Linked DNA regions of Mus musculus: regions 1 and 2 are each linked to region 3. Evidence: chromatin loops called from intact Hi-C (ENCODE). Cell type or tissue: gastrocnemius. All regions are shown on one strand.

Region 1 (2,500 bases), 140 kb after region 3:
GCTGCATTCTGGTTCCTGTGCTCCAGCAGTCTGCCAAGAATCCTACCGGATGGCCGTATCGGCGATGTCTAGTCTGATACAATGAGTTACTTATTCATCATATGAATCATTAATGACGTAGACACTGATTATTGTTTTTTAGATGACTTCCGACAAATCAATCAACCCTGAGTCAGATACTTATAGGCCCTGGGACACAGTAGTAAGATCACCTACAAGTCCCGTGAGGCATGCAGGGTCTATTTTACTGCCAGCATACTTTCACCAAACTGTGTGCAAATTTTAGTGGTTAAAAAGCTACAATTCACATCCCACAAAGATTTCAGCTACAAGACTATTATTGGTTTCTGATGCATCCCAGTGGATTCTACTGACCTGAGATAGGTTCAGTGAGTGGTCCTCCTTCTCATGATGGAGGAACACCTCATACAGGGATGTAAGAAATGACAATGATGCTCCAGAGATGATCCCAGTGCATGGTAGGATCATGGGTACTGTTGATCACAGTCACAGCTGCGCTTAATCTTAACTAATGTGGGGAATCTGTCATCTTGAACCCTTGGCATCTTTACTGAAAAGGAGTTCTCTGGCCAGAGTTGAGTTACTCAACTCAATAGTATAAGAGGCTCAGAAAATGCCAGCAGAAGAGTAACAATCAAGATGCCTGGTATGAGGTTGGAGAGACAGCTCAGTGGTTAAGAGTACTGACAGCTCTTCCAGATCCTGAGTTCAATTCCTAGCAACCACATCTGTAATGGGGTCTGATGCCTTCTTCTGGTGCATCTGATGTTACTATATATATATATTAAAAAAAAGAAAAGAAGAGAAAAGAAAAGAAAAAGAAAAGAAAAGATACCCAGTGTGACTTTGCAACAGTAAGGGGCATGCGTCTGTTCCTTAGGCTCCCCTTTAGCCTCATACTCTTATAGCATCTCCATTCTAAGGTCATTTCATCAAATATTTTGGGTGGGAGAAACCCTAAACAAGAAGCTGGAGGAAATAACTCACAGGGGCAGGGGGCAGATATGTGGTTTTTGTTGTTGTTGTTTTTTTTATGGTGCCCCCCAAACTGTAGTATTTGAGCTGAACACACACATACATATTATGCCAACAGAAAGAGCATGGGTTTCTGATATCCTCAAGTAAACAAACTCTATATATACCAGACCTATCCTTCTCTGACATTTGAAGTTTTTGTACATTAGAACTGCCTAATCTAATCTTGCCAATCATGGTCAGCCGTCTTATTTCCTAGTCTTCCATCTGCAGAAGATAGAAAGAGGCAACACATCTGTCTACAATTCTCTGACCCTTCTGTTCTGTTTAAGTAGCAACCACATTGTCAGACAGGAGCATATGACAGAAAGTGCTGCCCCCAAGAGGACAGCACTGTGGTTTGTTATACCTGGCTCCCGAGTTCCTGCTCTTTCCTAAGGGACCACATACACTTCTGTGTCCCTGCCAAAACCCTTTGGTATCAAAGTACAAAGACTGACCAGTACTGTTCGCCACTGAATTCAACAACAGGCTATTTCAGAGCAGGGCCTGACTTTTCTAAAGCAGGAAATTATCTCATTCTTCCAGGAAACATTTGACCTCCTCTTATATGTCTGTTTTTTTCCTAAGGTCAGCACAGCACATAAAGATCCCCGTCTTCAGGGAGCTGATCTTTGTGAAAGAAGATTTCCCAGATAGTGAACGAACTTAGTTTGAGTTAACAAGTAGCTCTGAGGAGATGGTCTCCGCATCACTGATAGTCACCAAAGTTGAAGACAAACAAAATTAGTTTCTATGAAACCAGAATGTGGCTTTGAAAGTAAATGAAACCAGATGAGCCACAGACACTGAAAAGTACTTGCACTTAGCCATATAGATCCATGGCACCACACCTGCAATTCTGGACTTCCTTCTCCAAAACAGCAAGGAGGCACAGTAGGCCAACAGTTCCCAAGGAGCATATAGCTAAGGTTAACCAAGGGACCCCAAGTTAAGTGTCACTCTCTTCTCTTACTGTCTGCATTATATCACAAAGCAAACAATATCTATAGGAGACCAGATGGGAAAATAGTTATTTAATTTTAGGAAAATCAATTGAGTAATCACAACTATCTCATGTATCAATATGTCATTTTTTCTGTCTTTGTAGACATAGCCAAGTATCACTCTAAGAAGAAAATGATAAATTCATTAACAGAGAACATAATCCTTTCAAAGAGGGAGGATGAGAAGGAAGAGGAGGAGGAGGGGGAGGAGGAGGAGAAGAAGGAGGAGGAAGGGCAGGAGGAAGAGGAAGAATCGGAGGAGGGGGAAGAAGAGCAGGAAGAAGACAGCAAGGATGAAGACAGAGGAGCTGGAGACAGATCTGCAATAAGAACTCTCACTCCTTTTGTAGAGAATCTGGGTTCAGGTCTCAGTACCTACTTCAGGTGCTTTCAACCACTTGTGACTCTAGCTCTTGGGGGTTCCGCCATCTTTTGGCCTCCACATGCACCCAGTTACA
Region 2 (2,500 bases), 610 kb after region 3:
CAATCAGGAGGAAAGCAGAAGTTAAGTTTATGGTTTGGCCTCTAGCACCAGCCAGTTATGTTAAAGGCCATAATGGCCCCCCAGTCAGATGTGTATCAAGCTAGATACTCCCCGTCTTGTCTCTATAAATCCTTGCCTAAAACATGGCTCAGGGCTCTACCTTCCTGCTGTGTCAGGCTTGGCTCAAGTTTGAATAAAGAGAGCCTAATGTAACTGAACCAGTTTTGTCTCCTTGGTGGTCTCTTGTGGTTCATGAACATTTCCTGGCACAATTACAAATGTTTGTATCATTGAAATAGATGTCAAAAGAAATAATTGTCCAATCCAAAGAGTTAGATTTTTTTTTTCTCTTTCGTCGTCTAGTTCTTAAAATACTGTTTTAAGGTTGGTGAGATGGTCCAGTGGGTAAAAGCACTTGCCACACAAAACTGACAACCTGAGTTTGGTCCCTGGATCTCACAGTGGAGGGCAAGAATGAACTCCTGCAAGTTTTCATGTGACCTCCACATGTGTGCTGTGCCACACAACAATAGTAATAGTTTTCAAGTTTGAAATATCTTTTACTTTTAAACATGAGGATGCCTTGTTTGCAGTGAGAGAAAACACATCCTGTTTGTATGCTGAAGTCAAAGCAAAGGTGGGGACCTGCTCTCAAATGTGTCATTTTTGTTCCCTTTGAACTTGCTATCCTATAGTTTGGAGGTTTTAAAGTGCCTGCCTGCCTGATGCCATATTATTTGTCTGTCAAATGGTTTCTAGGAAACATACCTGAGATTTTATAATAGAAGCCAATATTTAAAGACAAGGAAGTTCATGGCAGCTCTGTGCATAATCCCTAGAAATCAGAAATAACTCAAATGTTCACCATCAGAAGAGTGACTGGTACAGAGAGAATTGCAAGACAGTCATACAAAAGAAGGCTAACTCGAGATCTTCAAAAGATGGGACTTAAGATACACAAACCAGAAAGACTCACAGTCGGGCTGAGAACAAAAGAAGCTGTACCCAGGCAAAGGTATGCTTCTTGAGTCAAATTACAAGAAGTCAAAGAGCAGACAAAACAAAATCAGTGGTGAGAGGGTTATGAACGGTGGATGCAGGGCTGGAGAGATCACTTAGCAGGCAAGACAATCTGGGTTCAATTGCCAGAATCTATGTGGTGGCTCCATACTCCAGTTCCAGAGTGCCCTCTTCTGGCCTCTGTGGGCACTGCATGCATTTGACACATCTATACATGCAGGCAAAATATCCATACACATAAAGTAAAATTTGGGGACGATAAAAAAAAGAATAGAGGTTGCCTCTGTGTAGTAAAGGGACAGGATATCCTCTGGATGTGGAAACATTTGTGTTTGTTTGCAGCTTTATCAAAGCTTGATTACTGTGACATGATCATATCAAACCAACAGACATTCATAATCTTGCCTCCTTAATATTTTTTATGTGCCATGAGAATATTTAAGCTCTTCTCTCTGACAAGCTTCAAGTAAACAGAACTGGTGTTAACTACAGTCACCATGCCACTTGGTAGATCCCCAGAACTTTCTACTCCTTCAGCCTCAGTGACCAGGATCTCCCAACCCTTCACCCATCCACAATCCCTGAAAACCAAAGCAAAGAATTCTTCCCTTTGCTCCTTTGGATTCCAAATCCAAATGAGACCATATCACATTTTTTTTTAGAGTGTAGCTTCTTTAATTTATCATATTATTCTCCAGCCTTAACCTTATTGTTGTTTAAATAAAATTTATTTTTTTTCAACTTTGGTTAGTATTACAACACACACACACACATACACCACTGTATTTATTCATTTGTTGGTAGACATGTGTCTACTCTTACAAATAGTGAGATTATAAACCTCACTTTCTGATAAGTTATTTCTCTGCTGGTGAAACAAGCCAATTCAAGCCAGATTCAAATATATTAAACACAGGTTCATTGGGAAACTGCTCTCAGGCAAGTTCACTAGCCAGTGAAGGAGGCCAGGAAAGTCACCATGGGAAGGGAGAGGGAAGAGAAAGAGAGAGAAAGAGTGTGTGCATAGAGAGAGAAAGGGGGAGAATGAAGGGCAAGAGGCCAACATGTCTGGATAGTGAAGAGCCTCAGAAGGAAGGACAGCCAAGTTCCTGGGCTGGAAAGTTCAGGGTTGTGGGCAAAATATGCCAGATAGGGACTGAGGGATGCTGGGAGAACCTGGAGGCCAGGTCAATTTTGGTATCTAAGATACATGCCTCAGTCCCTTATCCAGGGTCTGAAACCAAACATTTTCAAACAACTGACTCCATCTCCTTAGGAGATTTACCCAGAAGCAGAATTGCTAGATCAGAAGAAATTCTATTTTATTTATTTTTTATTCTTTGAGGAACTTCCAATCTGCTTTGCACAATGGCTGTGCTAATAATTTATATATCCACTAGCAATGTTTAAGGATCTTTTCTTCATATCTTTGTGAACAGTTATTACCTTCTATCTTTTTGATAACAGACATCCCAACAGC
Region 3 (2,500 bases):
TTGTAAATATCTGGTATGCAGGATATCTGATTTCTGACCCCTGTGAAAGGGTCATTTGACCCCCAAAAGGGTCTCAGCTTACAGGTTGAGAACCTCGGGCATAGATCAAGTTGGCCTGTAGGTGTATCCGGGGGTGGGTATCTTACTTTTGTTAACCTGTATGGGAAGACCATTTGGTATGGGTCACAACCCTGGGGTTGTGTCCTAAACTACACCAGAGGCAGAGAGCTCAGTTGTAGCCCACAGACATTAATTTCTCTCTGCTCTGGACTCTGGATAGAATGTGACTAGTGGCTTCACGTTCCTGCCTTGATGTTCCAGTTAGGATGGAGTGTAACCTGGAACGGTGAGCTGAAATAAACCCGTCCTCCCCAAACTGCTTCTTTCGTCAGGGTATCTCAACAGCAAACGAGATGGTGGTACCCAAGTCTTTATAGAGAGATACATAACTTATACCGAGCTTGTACATGGCTTCCTATAAATTTTAAATTGGCTCTAGATTACTTATAACACCCAACAGTTAGTAAAGGCCTTACAGATAGTTTTATTCTGTATTGTTTAGGCGAGTAAAAACAAAACCAAAAACAACCCAAGCCCACTATGTACAGTTGCAGGTCAATCATTTGTGTCTAATCGCAACCCGTGGGGCAGCTCTCTCACCTCTTGGGATGTGCTCTCTCAGCTATAGGGTGGGACAGCAGGACCTACCTTTCCCAGTACCATTAGCATCAATTGACAGGCACAGCCACAGCCCCTGTCTCTACCCTTCTGGGGAATAGAGCCTGATGCCTTGAGGCTTCCTCTCTCCACACTTAGCATTTCTACCCAGAATGCTTTGTTGTTACTGTGGCCACATGTTGCTAATGCTTGGAAATAGACTGGGTTGTCTTACTCCATCAAGCTAGCAGCTGATGTAGGGGAGAGTCAGCTGAGGGGATGTTCCTTTCTCTCCAACGCTGTTTACGTTTTCCCCAAGGCTACTATAATTTGATCTACATACACTACATTATATTAACTAAAATGATTTTATTTCTAATTTGCTGCAATCTGGTATCATGGAAAAACTACTTGGGCTGAATGGTAATCACGCTTAATTAAAAAAATTAAAAATGGAGGTGCAGACAGGAAAGAAAACATTAACAGTCACTTTAATTTTGAGGAATATAGTCACCTAGTTCGTATACTTATCTTCTTACTATATACTGAGGTTATAGCTGGAGTTAATTTCAAACTCAAATGACAGCTTAATCTCTGGAAAGTGGTTTTCTAGTTCCATTTTAACACTTGACACATGGAAGCACTCCCTTCATCTTTACGCTCAATTAATGTGGCTCAGTTTGCACACTATGAATATAAATGGGGCATGTGACAAGTTCCAAGAAACTCCTTTACAAAGCTATTCCATAAGAAAGCTTAATCCCCTTAAGTCTTACAAATTATTTCAGAAAAGAATTCTTTCCACGTTGTCCACTAGGTGTCAGCCAAGGACCACTCGGGAGCTAGAGGTCTGGGTGGAGGCTGGCAGAATTCAGTGACCCATCGGCCACTGTGTTGACATTACAAGATGGGGTATACACGTTTGTTGTTTAAAGTGCCCCATTAGACATTTGTTTGATTTCACAGAAATAAACACATTTGGAAGGCCTTAAGAAAACAATTGAGTAGTCTTGATGAAAGACCTTTAAAAAAAACCCTTCATTTAATAACCCTACTTAAATAGAGCAAAAGAATTATTTTTAACATTTCAGTGGATAGAGTATATTAAGTCCGCTTTCCTTTCTAGTGGGGAAAATACGGTTTAGAGGTTCCTTGAGGCCAGATGTTTGGGTTTGAATCTGAATTAGGCCATGCACTGGTTGTAAAATGTGGACAGTGGACTTCCTGTTTCTGACTCTTGCTTTTACTTCTCTATCAGAGGAAGAACAGGACCTGTCTCCGAGGTATTTTACTGAGTGTGAAGTAAGAATACAGTATACTTACCACTATGGTTATGTGTTAATACATTAATACGCTGTAAATTAAAATCCATTTTAGATTCTAAGTGGACTAATAACTAGGGTGAAAGGAATAATTTTATTGTGGCGGTTTTAACTGTTTTACACATCAAGGGAGAGCCATCAGGAATATGTAGGATGGAAGGAAGAAGACAGGCAAAGTGAGCGGTCTCATTCGGTAACTAGCCTTTCAGAATCTTGTTAAGCAATTGGATTTTCCCAGGATTCTTGGGACCAGTAGGCGGGGCATATCAATGTCTCATGCAGAAGGGTCCAGCCTGAGTAACCACAGGAGAAGGTGATCGCGGCTCTGCGTGAGTTCCCTTGTATTGCACAGTGGTTGAAAAAGTAAAACTCACACTTGAGCACACACCTCTCTGCACAGATCCTAGAGGCCAGCCTGGATGTCTTTTCAAAACACATATGATCCCAGCACTTAGGAGGCCAAAGCAGGGGGCGTTCCAAGTTCAAGGCTTGCCTGGGTTATATATATAGTGAGACCCTGT

The links. A loop is a pair of places that touch in the nucleus more often than their neighbours do. Peaks named below come from ENCODE experiments on the same cell type or tissue, not always from the same donor. Only the 100,000 strongest peaks of a DNase experiment are listed, where the experiment ranks them.
Region 1: it touches region 3 in a loop (3-fold over the local background); 18 of 42 quality-filtered maps call a loop at or near these places.
Region 2: a loop joins it to region 3, with 9 times the contacts of the local background. A loop is called at or near these places in 26 of 42 quality-filtered maps.

Annotation. Positions count from the first base shown.
Region 1 is chr10:3,804,458-3,806,957 of GRCm38, reverse strand. The region is part of intron 2 of Plekhg1 (pleckstrin homology domain containing, family G (with RhoGef domain) member 1); the gene reads right to left. Among named protein-coding and RNA genes, the nearest start is that of Gm30164, 46 kb to the right of the region's middle. In gastrocnemius, a CTCF peak has its summit at 1,385 (motif pointing left); no DNase peak of the experiment used is centred here; H3K27ac peaks cover 1,022 bases.
Region 2 is chr10:3,331,755-3,334,254 of GRCm38, reverse strand. All of the region lies in intron 1 of Gm29826 (a long non-coding RNA gene), which reads right to left. Among named protein-coding and RNA genes, the nearest start is that of Gm40590, 14 kb to the left of the region's middle. In gastrocnemius, no CTCF peak of the experiment used is centred here; a DNase peak (open chromatin) is centred at 1,192.
Region 3 is chr10:3,943,058-3,945,557 of GRCm38, reverse strand. All of the region lies in intron 11 of Plekhg1 (pleckstrin homology domain containing, family G (with RhoGef domain) member 1), which reads right to left. Among named protein-coding and RNA genes, the nearest start is that of Mthfd1l, 29 kb to the left of the region's middle. In gastrocnemius, a CTCF peak has its summit at 1,476 (motif pointing right); a DNase peak (open chromatin) is centred at 1,498.